Regions from separate parts of the Homo sapiens genome. Here region 1 is linked to region 2. Evidence: read pairs that join two places in POLR2A ChIA-PET (ENCODE). Cell type or tissue: K562. All regions are shown on one strand. Each heading gives the region's core, and the rest is flanking DNA. Links, peaks and the distances in the headings are about the cores only. Region 1 has its middle 32 kb from the start of LAMC3. Region 2 overlaps LAMC3 (laminin subunit gamma 3).

Region 1 (10,941 bases), core at 3,296-7,295, 54 kb after region 2:
CTGGGATTACAGGCATGAGCCACCGTGCCCGGCCCCACACACTCTCTTATTTCACCAATGCAACAGCCGCATGAGACAGTAATCAGCATCCATTCAGTACCAGGGCTCCGAGAGATCCAGTAACCTGCCCAAAGTCACACAGCTTAAGAACAGTGGAGCTGGGCTTTGTACCCAGCCAGTCTCACTCCTCAGCCTCCTGGTCTTGGTCCCTGTGCTGTCCTTCCCCAGGGCCCTGGTCGCCCACAATGGGCTTGGCCAGACCAGGCGGCAGGAGGAGGCAGCGTGACAAGAGCTTTTTCCACAGTGGAGACGATTCCATTCCATCTCCTCGTCACTCCCTCCTCAATTATCTCACCACCTGGAACCTGAGAGAATGCAATCCACTTCGAAGGCAGAGTCTCACAGATGAAAGCCATGGCCTGCAACCCAGGCTGACAGCCCCGTGGCGGGGGCACCTGCCTGAGCCTCGCTGGCCCTGAGTGGAGGGCGGGGGCCGCAGGGAGGTGGAGAAGCCGCATGGCGAGTGGGCAGAGGCCGTTGTCTTGGTAACTCAGGCTGAGCTGACGCTGGCCCTCCTGGGATTTTTCCCTGTGATGAAAGGTGCGGTGAGGAGAGGGCGGGAGAGGAGCAGGGAACTTACCCAGCACCCTCCTTCCATGGAGGGGGGTTGCTGACTTAATAAGGACCAAAGGCAGCTTTGAGGATTCTTTTCTGCAGGAAACCTCAATCCCAGGTTTGAGACGTGGCTGAGTGAGGTAGGGGGTGCTGGGGAAGCCAGGCCCCTGGGGTGCAGCAGGGGAAGGGGTCTCCCCCACACCTGTACCCCATGGGGAAAGTCCTCAGGTTACAAACCCCATCCCAGGCCAGGGACAGCTCTTGCAAGGACCCAGTGGATCTGTGGCCCTGAGGGGAAGTGGGAGAGGCTCCTGCGAGGTGGGCCTGATGGTTCGGTGGTTAGAGCTCAGCCGGGGGAGGCCATGAGTCTCCTCTGCTTCCCAGGTGGTCACTTCCTTTTCCTCATCAGTAATGGGAAGATAATTGCAACCTTCTGGATTGGTTAAATGATGTATTGCTGCAAAGCCCTTAGCTCTAGCGGATGCCCCCATCCAAATGGATGGTGTTGCCATTACCATGCCTGGGGTGGGGAGGTCTAGCCCCAGCTTAACCAAGACCTTCACCCAAAGAACTGTGGGCAGTGGTCGGGAGGGCAGGGCAGCTTCCTCTTTTTTTCTCTTTCCTTTTCTTTTTTTAAGTGGCTTGCAGAATTGCAAAATCATCTCCCTTGTACTCAAAAGGATACAGAAGAGAAGCTTGCCCTGCCCGCTCTCAGGCAAGAGCACGTCCGCCATTGATCCATTATTCATTCAAGTTGCTTCTCTTTTAAGGATGTGGCCCGAGAGGTGGGTGGCCCAGGATGGGCAGGAGGGTCCAGGTTGCCTCTGCTCAACATTCTTTGCTCTGCCAGCCTATCGGCTCTGCCTTCTCTGTGAAGAGACCCCCATCTGCACGCCCACCCCCCCGTAATAGACATGACTTTGCAGTCAAACATCCACGTGCTCTAACCCAGGCCCCCGCGTACCTAGGCCGCATCTTGAGGAAGTGACGACGTGAGAGGCCAAACCTGGTCTCGTAACTGACTGTCCCCCAAAGCACCAACCCTGCTTGACCGTCGAGGGGGCTGTGCTGTACGCTGAGAGCTAAGGATGAGAACGTCTCTAATGAGGAGCAGGTGGATGGGCCCGGGAGGGGCTACATATGTTTTCTAAAGCTGCTTCCTCCGTACCACTGTGCAGGGCTCCCAGGACACCCCCCGCTGCCCAGGGGCAATGCTTCATTCCTCAGCAGCACCATGACAAGGTTCCTGTGTGTTGCATATGAATCAGAAGAGATTCGTTTCTTAGGCAGTTGATATGTGCACGGCCCTATGCTGAGGCCCTTTGTGCCAACTGCATGCTGGAGGGAATGTTATATCCATTTCACAGATGAGATAAGTGAGGCGCACAGGGGCGAAGTCCCTTGCTATTTAGAGGGGTATTTCCAGGAGGAGACCCTAGTCTAGGATTTCAGGGCAAGCGATTTCATGAAAGAAGAGCTCGAAGGAGAAGCTGGTAAGGAGTGAGGGAGGCAGGAAAGGGAAGAGGGAGACAGCAATAGGGTGGGTTTAAGAGAGGGCTGAGCTCAGCCTGCTCCCACGAGGTGCACTGGAGCATAGAGTGCACCCTCAGCTTTGCCTCATCCCAAGGCCAGGAGCTGGGCTTTTGCACCCGGCACCAGTCAATGGCTGCAAAGCCAAGCCTTGAGATGCTGGCGGAACGGAGGCAGTGCTCACAGAGGGGACTCAAGGGGGACCTGGCAGGGACACCAAAGGTCCTCCTCGTACTTGACTTGCAAGTCACACACCTCGCAAGTGGCAGAGCCAGGGTTCAAACCTAGCTCTGACCACTTGGGACGTTTCCCACTGCCCCAGCCTGCCCCGCCAGGGCCAGCTCTCTGTCCTCACTCAGAGCCTGCCCTTCCTCTCCAATCCCTGCTCTCTGCTTGGAAGCGAAGAGCCATGTTCTAGGCGCTGAAATGACACCAGCATAGATCGTCTGCTTTTATTATACCATGTATCGTATCATGCTCTAATCCACAGCCTCGCCATGGAAAATATAGACAGCGCGTCTCATGTATTATTTATGCAGTGGGACTCTGGGCTGGAGTAACATGGGGGCAGCCTTAGATATATACACGCTTGGCTCTGCAAACTCGGAGAAGTCCCTGTGCACAGAGGAACAATTAGACATTCCTGAATTAGGGCCCTTCTCTTTCGGTGACACCACAAACAAATGCTAAACAAAAAGTGAGTTGATTTAAAGAAAACGATTCTGGCTGGGCACAGCGGCTCAAGCCTGTAATCCCAGCAATTTGGGAGGCTGAAGCGGGTAGATCACTTGAGGTCAGGAGTTCAAGACCAGCCTGGTCAACATGGTGAAACCTCAACTCTACTAAAAATACAAAAATTGGCCGGGCGTGGTGGCACACGCCTGTAATCCCAGCTCCTCAGGAGGCTGAGGAATGAGGATCACTTGAACCCGGGAAGCAGAGGTTGCAGTGAGCGGAGAACATGCCATTGTACTCCAGCCTGGGTGATGGAGTAAGACTCGGTCTCAAAAAATAAAACAAAACAAGACAAAACAAAATAAAATAAGATAATAAAATAAAACAAAACCATTCTGTGACTGATTCTTTTTTTTTTTTTTTTTTTTTTTTGAGACGGAGTCTCGCTTTGTCACCCAGGTTGGAGTGCAGTGGCACGATCTCAGCTCACTGCAAGCTCCGCCTACCAGGTACACACCATTCTCCTGCCTCAGCCTCCCGAGTAGCTGAGACTACAGGCACCCGCCACCACGCCCGGCTAATTTTTTGTATTTTTAGTAGAGACGGGGTTTCACTGTGTTAGCCAGGATGGTCTCGATCTCCTGACCTCGTGATCCGCCCGCCTTGGCCTCCCAAAGTGCTGGGATTACAGGCGTGAGCCACCGCGCCCAGCCTCTGTGACTGATTCTTATTGGCCCATGGGTCTGGCAGGTGATGGAGGTTTGGGGAACACGGACTCAGATCACACTCCCCTTTGGGGAGATGTCCAGGAAGGGGAGGCGGGTCCAGCGATGCGTTCCTGGGATCATCCTTTCTGCCCTGTACCGAGCATCAACTCTGCACAGTCATCTCTTCCCGCAGCACCTCACTGACCGCACTCTGCACAGCACCCTGTGAAGTGGACGTCACTGAACCCATGTCCGGTGGCTCTCGCTGCCTGTCCCCCTTGGAGTGAGGTGTGGCCCTATGGCTCCCTCCAGCCAAGGAATCCAGACAGGGAGGGATGTGGGCTGCGTTCAGGTGTGGGAACCAATTAGCTGGGTGCGGTGGCTCATGCCTGTAATCCCAGCACTTTGGGAGGCCGAGGCGGGTGGATCACGAGGTCAGGAGATCGAGACCCTCCGGGCTAACACGGTGAAATCCCATCTCTACCAAAAATACAAAAAATTAGCCGGGCGTGGTGGCACCTGCCTGTAGTCCCAGCTACTCGGGAGGCTGAGGCAGGAGAATTGCTTTAACTCAGGAGGCGGAGGTTGCAGTGAGCTGAGATGGTACCGCTGCACTCCAGCCTGGGCTACAGAGTGAGACTCTGTTTCAAAAAAAAAAAAAAAAAATGTGGGAACCCCTGGCTCTCCCTCCACGTGTTCTGGCTCCTGTCAGCCTGGTTTCCAGAGCCCGTGGGGGATGGGTGTACCGTGTGAGAGAAGAACAAACTTGCGCTTTCCAGGCCGTGAGATTCGGGGGTTGTTACCCATCCTCTCGTGCCGATCGAGCATTTAACAGATAAGCACACAGTCAGGGCCAGACGCGCAAAGCGACCTTTCTGAGGTCATGCTGCTTGGAAATGGGGCAGCTGGGACACAGGGCAAGTCTCTTCACCCAGCTCAGGCTGCCAGAGTTGGACCCAGCCCCTATACCACCTCCTGGCACCAGCTTCCTTCCATCCCTGGGGCCAGCTGACTTTTTCAAAAGGCCAATCTGTCAACACGTCCCCTCAAGCGACACCTAGGCCTCTCCCAGAGCCCTCTGCTCTCCCCCGTGCGCTCAGCCTCACACCTCCGGGCCTTGGGGTGGCTGCCCTGGTCTTTCCGAGGACTCCTCCTCCCTCCACTACTCCCTACAAATCCACTGTCCATCCAGGAGCCAGTCCATCTTTCCCAAATGTGCGTCGGCTTACACCGTCTCCTGTCCAACGCCTGTTGCTGGCTCCGAAGCGCCCCTGGTGAAAGAGCCCTGGCGTGGCTCGCCAGGTCCGCCTGCTTTGGCCGCCGCGGGCCTCTCCACCTCACTCGCAGCACTCTTCATTTTGGGCCAGATGCTCCAGCCACACTGGCTCTTTCAGTCCCTCAGACACCGTGCTCATTCTGTTGCAGGCCTCGCAAGGCTGTTCCTGCTGCCCGGAACACTCTTCCCTGCAATTTTAGCCCAGCTCATTCACACCTCAGCTTCGGACCTCATCTCAGACACCTAAGAGGCTACTGCCGCGGGGGTCCAGCCACGAACTCTGTGTGTGTGTGTGTGTGTGTGTGTGTGTGTGTGTGCGCGCGCGTGTGCATGTATGTGCGCATGCATGCATGCCTGTGTGTGCGTGTGAACCCCGCCTCCCCTCACACCTGCCCCAGATGCTGCAGCCCCTGACCAGCCCCAGCCCTCGTGTGTTAAGCTTGCTGTTATTTCCCTGTTCAAGGCTCATCTCTCCCACTAGGACAGCAGCCTCATGCCGGGGGATTTGCCTTATTATTTTGTATCCCAGGGGCCTCGCCCAGCACCTGGCCCAAAGGAGGTCTTCAGTGAATACAGTCGGCCCTTCATATCCATGGGTTCTGCATCTGTGGATTCAACCAACCTCGGATTGAAAATATTTTTTAAAAAGGTTTGTACCTGTACTGAATATGTAGAGACTTTTTTCTTGTCATTATTCCCCTAAACAATACAATGTAACAACTATTTACATAGCACTTACATTGCATTAGGTATTATAAGTAATCTACAGATGATTTAAAGTACACGGGAGGATGTGTGTAGGTTATGTGCAAATGCTATGCCATTTTGTAGAAGAGCCTAGAGTATCCGTGGATTTTGGTATCCACAGGGGTCCTGGAACCAATCCCACATCGATATCCAGGGACAACTGTATTCACAGAATGAATGAGTGAGTGAGTAAATGAAGGCTTTACATTGCTTGATACCATGAGTGGCCATGAGTCAGGGAAAATGTATTTGAATTTCTCTGTCCAGGACACAGACCCAGCCACCCCTCAGGGAACTGCACCCAGGTGATGACCTCTCATGGATAAGCCACTGCCCTTCAGAGGGCGGCACCGTGTGTGAATTCACTGTCCGTCCTGCTCACAGGCCTGGCTGCACCTGAGATCCCTGTGCTTAGGGTCTGTGCTCTCTGAGGTTCATACACAGAGTCACTCATTCCTAAGAGTCAGGCCTCAAGCCCTGGAGCGTGGACCCCACAATGGTGCAGTGTCACCCGTCAGAAAGACCGTGAGCTTTGGAGCCAGAGAGACCCCGTTCCAGTCCCTCCTGCTAGCTGTGTGACCTTGGAGAGTCACTGAACATCTTGGTGGAAGCCTCTGTTTTCTCCTCTGCAGAATGGGCATAAAATGATGCCCACCTCCAAGAGCTGCCATGAGGATTCAGAGTCCATGTCCAGAGTCTTCAGCTGTTACGGTCATGACCTTGGCCTCCCAGCCCTGCCCTGTGGACCTGCACACCCAGGCAGGGACTGCTGACCCTGAGATTCAAGGTGTTAAAACATGAGTTGGAGGGCACATGTTCTCAGGATCTCCTGAGGGCTGTGTCACGGGCCATTGGTCACTATAAAATTAAATTAGGCCAGGTGCGGTGGCTTACGCCTGTAATCCCAGCATTTAGAGAGGCCAAGGTGGGCAGATCACCTGAGGTCAGGAGTTCGAGACCAGCCTGGCCAACATGGCTAAACCCCGTCTCTACTAAAAATAGAAATTTAGCAGGGCATGGTGGCACGTGCCTATAGTCCCAGCTACTCAAGAGGCTGAGGCAGGAGAATCACTTGAACCTGGGAGGCGGAGGTTGCAGTGAGCCGAGATCGTGTCACAGCACTCCAGCCTAGGCAACAGAATGAGACCCCATCTCAAATAATTAATTAATTAATTAAAAACGAGTTAGCTTTTTTTAAAAAAACTTATTTTAGATTCAAGGGTACATGTGCAGGTTTGTTATATGGATAAACTGCGTGTCACGGGGGTTTGGTGTACCGACAGTTTGATCACCCCAGTAATAAGCATAGTACCCAGTAGGTATTTTTTAATCCTTTCCCTCCTCCCAATCCCCACCCTTGAGTAGGCCCCCGTGTGTGTTGTTCCCCTCCTTATGTCCATGTATTCTTGTTGTTTAGCTCCCACTTACAAGTGAGAATACACGGTATTTGGTTTTCTGTCCCTGCACTTAGTTTGCTTAGGATAATGGCCACCAGCTCAATCCATGTTGCTGCAAAGGACATGACCTTGTTCTTTTTCATGGCTGCATAGTATTCTGTGGTGTATATGTACCACGTTTTCTTTATCCGGTCCACTATTGATGGGCATCGTGGTTAAATCTATGTCTTTGCTTGTGTGAATAGTGATGTAATGAACATGTACATGCATGCATCTTTATGGTAGAATGATTTATATTCCTTTGGGTATATACCCAATAATGGGATTGCTGAGTCGAACTGTAATTCTGTTTTAGGTTCTTTGAGGTCTTCCTACACTGCTTTCCATAATAGCTGAACTAATTTACGCCCCCTCCAGCAGTGGGCAAGTGTTCTGAAATACAGGTTAGCTCTCAGTGGAGACTTTCTCTCACACAGTCAGAAGGACCTGAGGGGCATTGACGATGGAGACTTTCACATCTGTAAAAGCCACTCACCTGTATGCACTCTCAGGGTGGAGGTACCTGCTGCAGGTGTGACGTCATTAAAGGTTGTCCCCACCGCAGATGGTGACCTCACCTAGGGAAAAGTCCCAGGTGTCCTACCAGGCTGTCTGGAGCTGGGCAGGGGCGCTGAACAGTGGTATCTGGGGGGAGATAAATTGATGGGCCATTTGGTGACCATTCTGTCTTCTCCCTGAGCTCAGGGAGGGGCTTGGTGCTTCCAGACCCCTGTTGCTTGTTTTTCTTTCTTTCTTTCTTTTTTTTTTTTTTGAGCAGAGCTCACCTGAGGTGGACAGAGTCTCCCTCTGTTGCCCAGGCTGGAGTGCAGTGGCACAATCTCGGCTCACTGCAACCTCTGCATCCCGGGTTCAAGCGATTCTCCTGCCTCAGCTCCCGAGTAGCTGGGATTACAGGCACCCACCACCAAGCCCAGCTAATTTTTTGTATTTTTAGTAGAGACAGGGTTTCACCGTGTTGGCCAGACTGGTCTCGAACTCCTGACCTCAAGTGATCCACCCACCTCAGCCTCCCAAAGTGTTGGGATTACAGGCGTGAGCCACTGCACCCAGCCTGGTGCTCATTTTTCTATTGAACTCCTTGCCGTGTTTCCAAGCCTGTGATCCTCTTGCCGTCATTAGCTATGGATGAGCAGAAGTCCCTGAGGTTGGAGAGGAATGAGAGGGATTGGGAAGGTGTGGGGAGCAGCCAGAATTGCAGGGTCCATGGCCTGGGTGGGGATTGCACCTGGGTAGGCGTCGCATCGGCCTCATTCCCACGGCCCCCGGGGAGTTCTGTGTGCCTCCCGCCTGGCAGAGGCTCCTAGAGACACTGGGAATCAGGTCTGTCCTCTGTGGCCCCACTTACTGCCTCCTCCGGGGACAGAGCTGCGCAGGGATGACCATGAGATCAACTGTGAGGCTGCAGGTGACTGCACGGCTCAGAAAAGAATTGCAGCTCCCTTGGCGGATCCCCCAGAACCCCCTGTGATGAGCTTTGGGAACATTTTCACCTCTTCATCAACGGGTACCCACTCGGGGCCAGCCGGAGGCAGGGGGAGGGGAACACTACCAGGCAGCATGCAGACGCAACTCCAGCCACCACCGCCCACAGGGGCAGACTAGCAAGAGGACCGTTTCGTGCCATGAGCTGTGATGGGAGGTACAGGCTGTGCACTGAGAGGCACCCATGACAGCTGGGGCAGGAGGCCGGCGGTCAGAGAAGACTGGCCCTGAGGATTGAACCGGGGTGAGCTGCGATACAAGGCAGAGGGGGGTGTTCCAGGCAGAGGGAGCAGCTTGCGCAAAGCCCGGGACGAAAGACAGAGGCAGGGCGTTTGTGTTCAGTGAGCTGAAGAAGACCAGGGTGGCTGGTACCCAGGGGGACAGGGGAGTGTGGCACCGGCTGGAGGGGTGGGCACCGGCAGCCCCTAGGATGGAGTCTGGGCTTTGTCTTACAGCTAGAGGCGGACGTGGATCAGGGAAGGGAAGCATTCTGCTCTGGCCCTCCTGTCCCACCCGGGAGGTGGCAGGGTCCATACCCAGCCCTGCTCAGCCCACCACCTGTCCTTGGCTCTAGAAGGTGGAGCCGGAGACTTTGAGTTGCTCAGGGGCCACCCAAACAGACAATGATGGCGACCGTTACGCCCCAGCCTCCGAGGTCTGCTGGAGGGTCATTTAAACAGCCGGAGGGTATTTGGGAGTCTGGGGCCAGGCTGCGGGAGGCAGGGAGCAGAGCTCACCTGCAGGTGGACGGCTGCACCTGCAGAGAAAGGTCACCCTGTGTTCGCCTCCATGGACCTGGTGCTCGATTGCCTTAGTTTACCCTCTGGGTGCCCACAGAACCAGGTTAATCCCTTCCACACAGCACAGCCACAAGGGAGTTTAGGCCTGGGCAAATAGCACACAGGGCCCTGGCTGCTGGGGGTGGGCTCAGTGACCCTTGGTGACTGTTCCCTCACACCATCTCCTCCTACTGCAAAGGCAGGACCCACTTACTGCTGGTCGCTGTCCCAGAGGCTGGCAGAGACGTCAGAGAAGGCAGGGCTGGCATCTCACGAATGGGAAGTGGGCATAACTGGGTAGCCTCCTCTGGTTGGGCCCTCAGTGGGCTGTGTGGCTGGGGCAGCCTGAGGTACCAGCCAAGGCCCCAGCCCATCTGCTGAGATTTCAAAGGCAAATGTTCTGAGAAAGAATGGGGCTTAATAAGCTCGGAGATCGATTCCACTGAAGGGAAGGAGAGAGGGAGAGATCAGAGAGACCTGGAGCAATACAGAGATAACAGCAGAGACAGACAGAGGGACAGAGACACAGAGACAGAGGGACAGAGACACAGAGACAGAGGGACAGAGACAGAGCACAGAGACAGAGGGAGCAGAGAGACACAGAGACAGAGGGACAGAGACACAGACAGAGCACAGAGACAGAGGGGGCAGAGAGACACAGAGACACAGCACAGAGACAGAGGGGACAGAGACACAGAGACAGAGGGGGCAGAGAGACACAGAGACAGTGGGAGCAGAAAGACACAGAGACACAGCACAGAGACAGAGGGGACAGAGACACAGAGTCACAGCACAGAGACAGAGGGGACAGAGACACAGAGTCACAGCACAGAGACAGAGGGCGCAGAGAGACACAGGCAGACACACAGAGAAAGAGGGAAGGAGAGAAACAGAAGCAGACACAGAGACAGATAAATACAGAGCTTCACAACAGAGACACACAGAGAGACACAGACCACAGAGACAGAGACACATGGAGAGACACAGACCACAGAGAGAGACACATAAAGACCACAGAGACAGAGACACACAGAGAGACACAGACCACAGAGACAGAGACACACGGACAGACACAGACCACAGAGAGAGACACATAAAGAGACACAGACCACAGAGACAGAGACACACAGAGAGACACAGACCACAGAGACAGAGACACATGGACAGATACAGACCACAGAGACAGGGAGACATGGAGAGATACAGACCACAGAGACAGAGAGACACAGACCACAGACCATAGAGAGAGAGACACACAGACAGACAGACACGGACCACAGAGACAGAGACACATGGAGAGATACAGACCACAGAGACATACGGAGAGACACAGAGACACACACACCATGGAGACAAAGAGAATCAGAGCCCTGCCCTACACAGAAACACAGACACACACACAGACAGAGACACAGGGAGACACACACCACAGGGAGAAAGAGAGGCCGGGCCCTGCCTCCCGACTACAGAAACAGAGACATGCAGAGACACACACTGAGACAGAGAGAGGTGGAGACACTGGGGCCTCCCAGACAATGAGAAAGTCAGTGAACCAGGGGAGGAGGGGAAGTCTCTGCTTGTGAACCAGTGGGGCGGGGGCAGAGGGGCCTGGGAGGGCCCGAGGGTCTGAGCCTCCTCAGGAAGCTGGAGAAGCTGCTGTGGGGCCGGCCCCT
Region 2 (4,000 bases), core at 1-4,000:
TAACACCCCTATACTAGAAAGGGGAAGGGGGCCGTGGCTCATGCCTGTAATCCCAGCACTTTGGGAGGCCAAGGCGGGCAGATCACCTGAGGCTGGGAGTTCAAGACCAGCCTGACCAACATGGAGAAACCCCATCTCTACTAAAAATACAAAATTAGCCGGGCGTGGTGGCGCATGCCTGTAATCCCAGCTACTTGGGAGGCTGAGACAGGTGAATACCTTGAACCTGGGAGGCAGAGGTTGCAGTGAGCTGAGATTGCACCACTGCACTCCAGCCTGGGCAACAAGAGCGAAACTCCTTCAGAGAGAGAGAGAGCGAGAGAGAGTGAGAGAGAGTGAGTGAGAGCGAGAGAGCAAGAGAGAGTGAGAGAGAGAGAGAGAGAGAGAAAGCGAGTGAGAAAGAGAGCAAGCGAGAGAGAGCAAGAGAGAGAGCGAGAGAGAGCAAGAGAGAGAGACAGCGAGAGAGAGCAAGAGAGAGAGAGCGAGTGAGAGAGAGCGAGAGCGAGAGAAAGAGAGCGAGAGCGAAGGGAGGAAGGGAGGGAGGGAGGGAGGAAGGAAGGAACCTCCAGGCTGAGGGGACAATGGGAACCAAGACCCAGTGTCTGGCACATGGCAAATCAGCTGATGCAGGGGACCCGGCAGGAGGTGGGCTGGGTGTGGACCCCCAGGGCCTCGAATGGCAGGTGCTCCCTCCCTCTCCCCTGGGGCACACCTGGCTTCTGTGCCCCCCCACCCCCCACCCCACAGCAGCCACCTTCCGCTCTCGGGTTTGGGTCCTGGAGCCCTGCCACCCTGCCTCCCTCCTCCCTCCTACCTGCCGCCCACAGAGAAGTCGGACACGGCATAATAGTAGGACTGGAGCACCTTGGGGTCCTTGAAGATGTCGTCCCCAAACGTGTTGAGCCGGTCTAGAGAGATGAGGAGTTCGGTGCTGGTGACCCACTCCTGGGGCAGAGGGGAGAGGGTGCCATCAGCAGGTTCCTGAGTATTTAGTATTTACCCCCATCGCTCTGCTGGCAGATCCAGCTGGCTGCCCCGGGAGCTCCTGGGACACAGGAACAGGCCGAGCTCAGGCCAATTCTGAGAACACTGCAGAAATAAGGAGGCTGTGCTTTGGGGGTCACCCCAACCTGGGTGCTAGGCTACTGATTAGTGCAACTGCATTCAGTGTCTTAGAGCCTCCATTTTCCCATCTGTGAATTGGAACAAAAATAGCACCTCCCCTACAAACATGTCTGGGGGAGGGTAGCAAGTATCAGTGCTGGCTGTGAGGTCGGGCCCGTGGTCAGGAAGCAGCTGAGGTTTGGGCGGGCAGGGGTCAAAGCAGCCCACTGAAGACCCGGTTGTGCAGGTCACCTGGCTTTTCCCAGCAGCTCCTGCACCTCATTCCAGGGATACAGCTGGGGGACGGTGTGCCCCCGCAACCTTCTCCCCTGCTCAGTGGGGCCTGGCATGCAGCTGGCCCCGGGTTTCTTGGCTCCTCACATGCTGAGGGTCAGGCTCCTGTGGACAGGTCACCTGCCTCAGGTGACATCTCTTCCACGAGAGCAGGGACTTGTGGCCCCTTGTTCTCACTGTTTCCCTGGCCCTGGGCTCTGCCTGGCCCTAGCAGGCACTCGATAAATACCTGCTGATCCCTGAATGAGCAGCTTCCCCATGGAAGAGCGTGGAGGGGAAGTCGGGGAAAACCCACGTGAAGACTGACATTTTCACCTGCCTGCTGTGAGCAGCAGCAGCAGCTCCAGCTGAATATTAATCAGCGTTTTGATTCCGCCCAGGAGCCCCTGCTTTAGCAATCAGGCCCATCAGTGCAGAAAATGAGCTCCTGGCAGGCCATCTTTTTGCCCCAGCGTGACTCAGGCCGACGGCCCTCCTGCTCCCCGAGAGCTCGGCAACCGGAGCTACTGCCGGGGACCCAGGGCCTCTGCCAGAGGATGCCTTGGCCAGGGAGAGGGGTCCAGCACCCAAACACTAAAGTGGGAGCCTCTGCACCAAGCTAAGCTTGTGCTTGAGTTTGCAGGCCTGGATCACCCCAGGATGCACTTCCCAAAGCTCAGCGTGCATTCAGGGATCTGGTTAAAGTGCAGCTTCTGATTCAGGGGTCAGCGGTGGAGCTGGGGAGCTTGCGTTTCTCACAAGTGCCCAGGTACTGATGCTGCTGGGCCGGCTACTGGACAAGGAGCTGAGGCCTGGGGTGGGGAAGTCCCGCAGTCCAGAGCTGAACGCGCTGTGGCGATTCCTTCTCCAGAAAAAAGTGCCACCTGGAGAACTCAAACCAACTGGATACCAGAGCCAGGAGGTGCGGCGGCTACTGACACATATTGTATGGTTAGGGCTCGGGCCTCACGGTAACCCTGAAGTAGGTATTGTTATTAACCCCATTTAAAGATGAGGAGACTGAAGCTCAGAGAGGGTAACCCTTCTGTTCCAAGTTGCACAGCCAGTGCATGGCAGAGCTGGGATTCTGGTCTATCTGATCCCAGGGTCCCAGCTTTAACCACGAGGCTGGTCTGCCTTCCTGTGTCTATCCCAAAGCCCTTATCATGCCAGTGGGGCCCAGAGACAGCAATGACCTGCCCAAGGTCTCCCACCTCTGCTTCCTGGCCTGTGACCTGATCCATCAGTCTGCAAGGACAATGACCACAAAGGAATGGGGTCAAAATCTCTGAGACATAGGATGGATGCTGGGAGAGAGCAGCCTTAGCCTCAATTGCAGGGGGACTGTCTTGATGCCTTAAAAGTCATTTTAGGGCCTGGTGTGATGGCTCACACTTGTAATGCCAGCACTTTGGGAGGCCAAGGCGGGCAGATCCCTTGAGACCAGGAGTTCAAGACCAGCCTGGACAACATGGCAAAACCCCATCTCTACTAAAAATACAAAAATTAGCCAGTGTGGTGGCACACACCTGCAATCCCAGCTACTTGGGAGGCTGAGGCAAGAGAATTGCTTGAACCTGGGAGGCAGAGGTTGCGGTGAGCCAAGATCGTGCCACTGCACTCCAGCCTGGGCGACAGAGCGAAACTGTCTCAAAAAAAAAAAAAAAAAGTCATTTTAGGGCAATCCCCACTGAACCCAGGCACTGGAACTCCAGCTTAAGCTATGAGTGGGTGCTGGAGTTGATTTTAGATGGATCCCAGGACTCAGGCCATGGCATTAAGGAGAAGCAGGAGGTGGACAGCTTGGGCTCTATGTCCAAGGGGTGCTCAGGCGGCCCCTCAACTCTGGCGGTCTTACTCTGCAACAGCCAGGTCGACCTTCTCCTCCAAAGTCCTAGGCCCTTCCTTGGGGGTCAGAGGGACCCAAGACCCAGCAGCCACATCCTTCCTTCCAAGCTCTGTGTCCTCTGAGAAAGCACCTGCCCCCTAAATGTGTCCAGAGGGAGCATGAGGAGAAAAGAGCAAGGTAGACTTGCCTCTCTTTGTCCTGCTCTGCTCTTGGTTTCTGTCCAGAAGCAGCAGGGGAGATATTTCTCAAAAGGTCATCTCTCCATCAGGGACAGTGTCCAGAACACAAGAGGCAACAAGACAGAAAACCTCCAACAGCCAAGGGTGTCCCCACGGTGGTGGCTGCACAGACGCAGGTGGGAGCGGGGGCCGGCCCTCCCTGCCTGTCTTCATCTGACCTCGGGTGACGTTTTCTAATCTACAGAGCTTTGGAGCCCCGTGGAGAAGAAATTGTAATTTTTAAATAAAATCATGGTGACATGTACAATTTTAGTGGGACAAGCAGGGCCTGGACGTCTAGAGATGTGGTACTGTGTGATAAAGGATTCGGCTTGCCCAAAGAGGGGCCTGGCCCTTTGCCCTGGATCCAGGGGAGTGACCTCCATATCCTTGGATGTCCCTCCTGATAAGAGGGTCTTCCCTTGGGCCACACTAGGTAGTCTATGCGGATGATGTGATTTGCGGTGGGGGCCTCGGGCCACACAGAATCGGCTTCACCTCTGGAGGGGCTGGAGACAGGTCAGCCACACAGGTGGTCAGCCGTGTCTACACTGCC

Evidence for each region. ChIA-PET counts read pairs that join two places held together with the same protein. Peaks named below come from ENCODE experiments on the same cell type or tissue, not always from the same donor. Only the 100,000 strongest peaks of a DNase experiment are listed, where the experiment ranks them.
Region 1: POLR2A ChIA-PET joins it to region 2 with 8 read pairs; 4 of 35 experiments call an interaction of 5 or more read pairs at or near these places.

Annotation. Positions count from the first base shown.
Region 1 is chr9:130,971,493-130,982,433 of GRCh38, reverse strand. No RefSeq gene overlaps it. Among named protein-coding and RNA genes, the nearest start is that of LAMC3, 32 kb to the left of the region's middle. RefSeq lists an enhancer at 430-950. In K562, for the core only: no CTCF peak of the experiment used is centred there; DNase peaks (open chromatin) are centred at 3,592, 4,436, 5,771, 6,036 and 2 weaker places; H3K27me3 peaks cover 3,834 bases.
Region 2 is chr9:131,028,990-131,032,989 of GRCh38, reverse strand. It overlaps LAMC3 (laminin subunit gamma 3), which reads right to left. Exons shown (of 28, transcript NM_006059.4): 3 at 815-945. Among named protein-coding and RNA genes, the nearest start is that of LAMC3, 22 kb to the right of the region's middle. In K562, for the core only: no CTCF peak of the experiment used is centred there; DNase peaks (open chromatin) are centred at 1,279, 1,469, 1,574, 3,845 and 3 weaker places; H3K27me3 peaks cover 4,000 bases.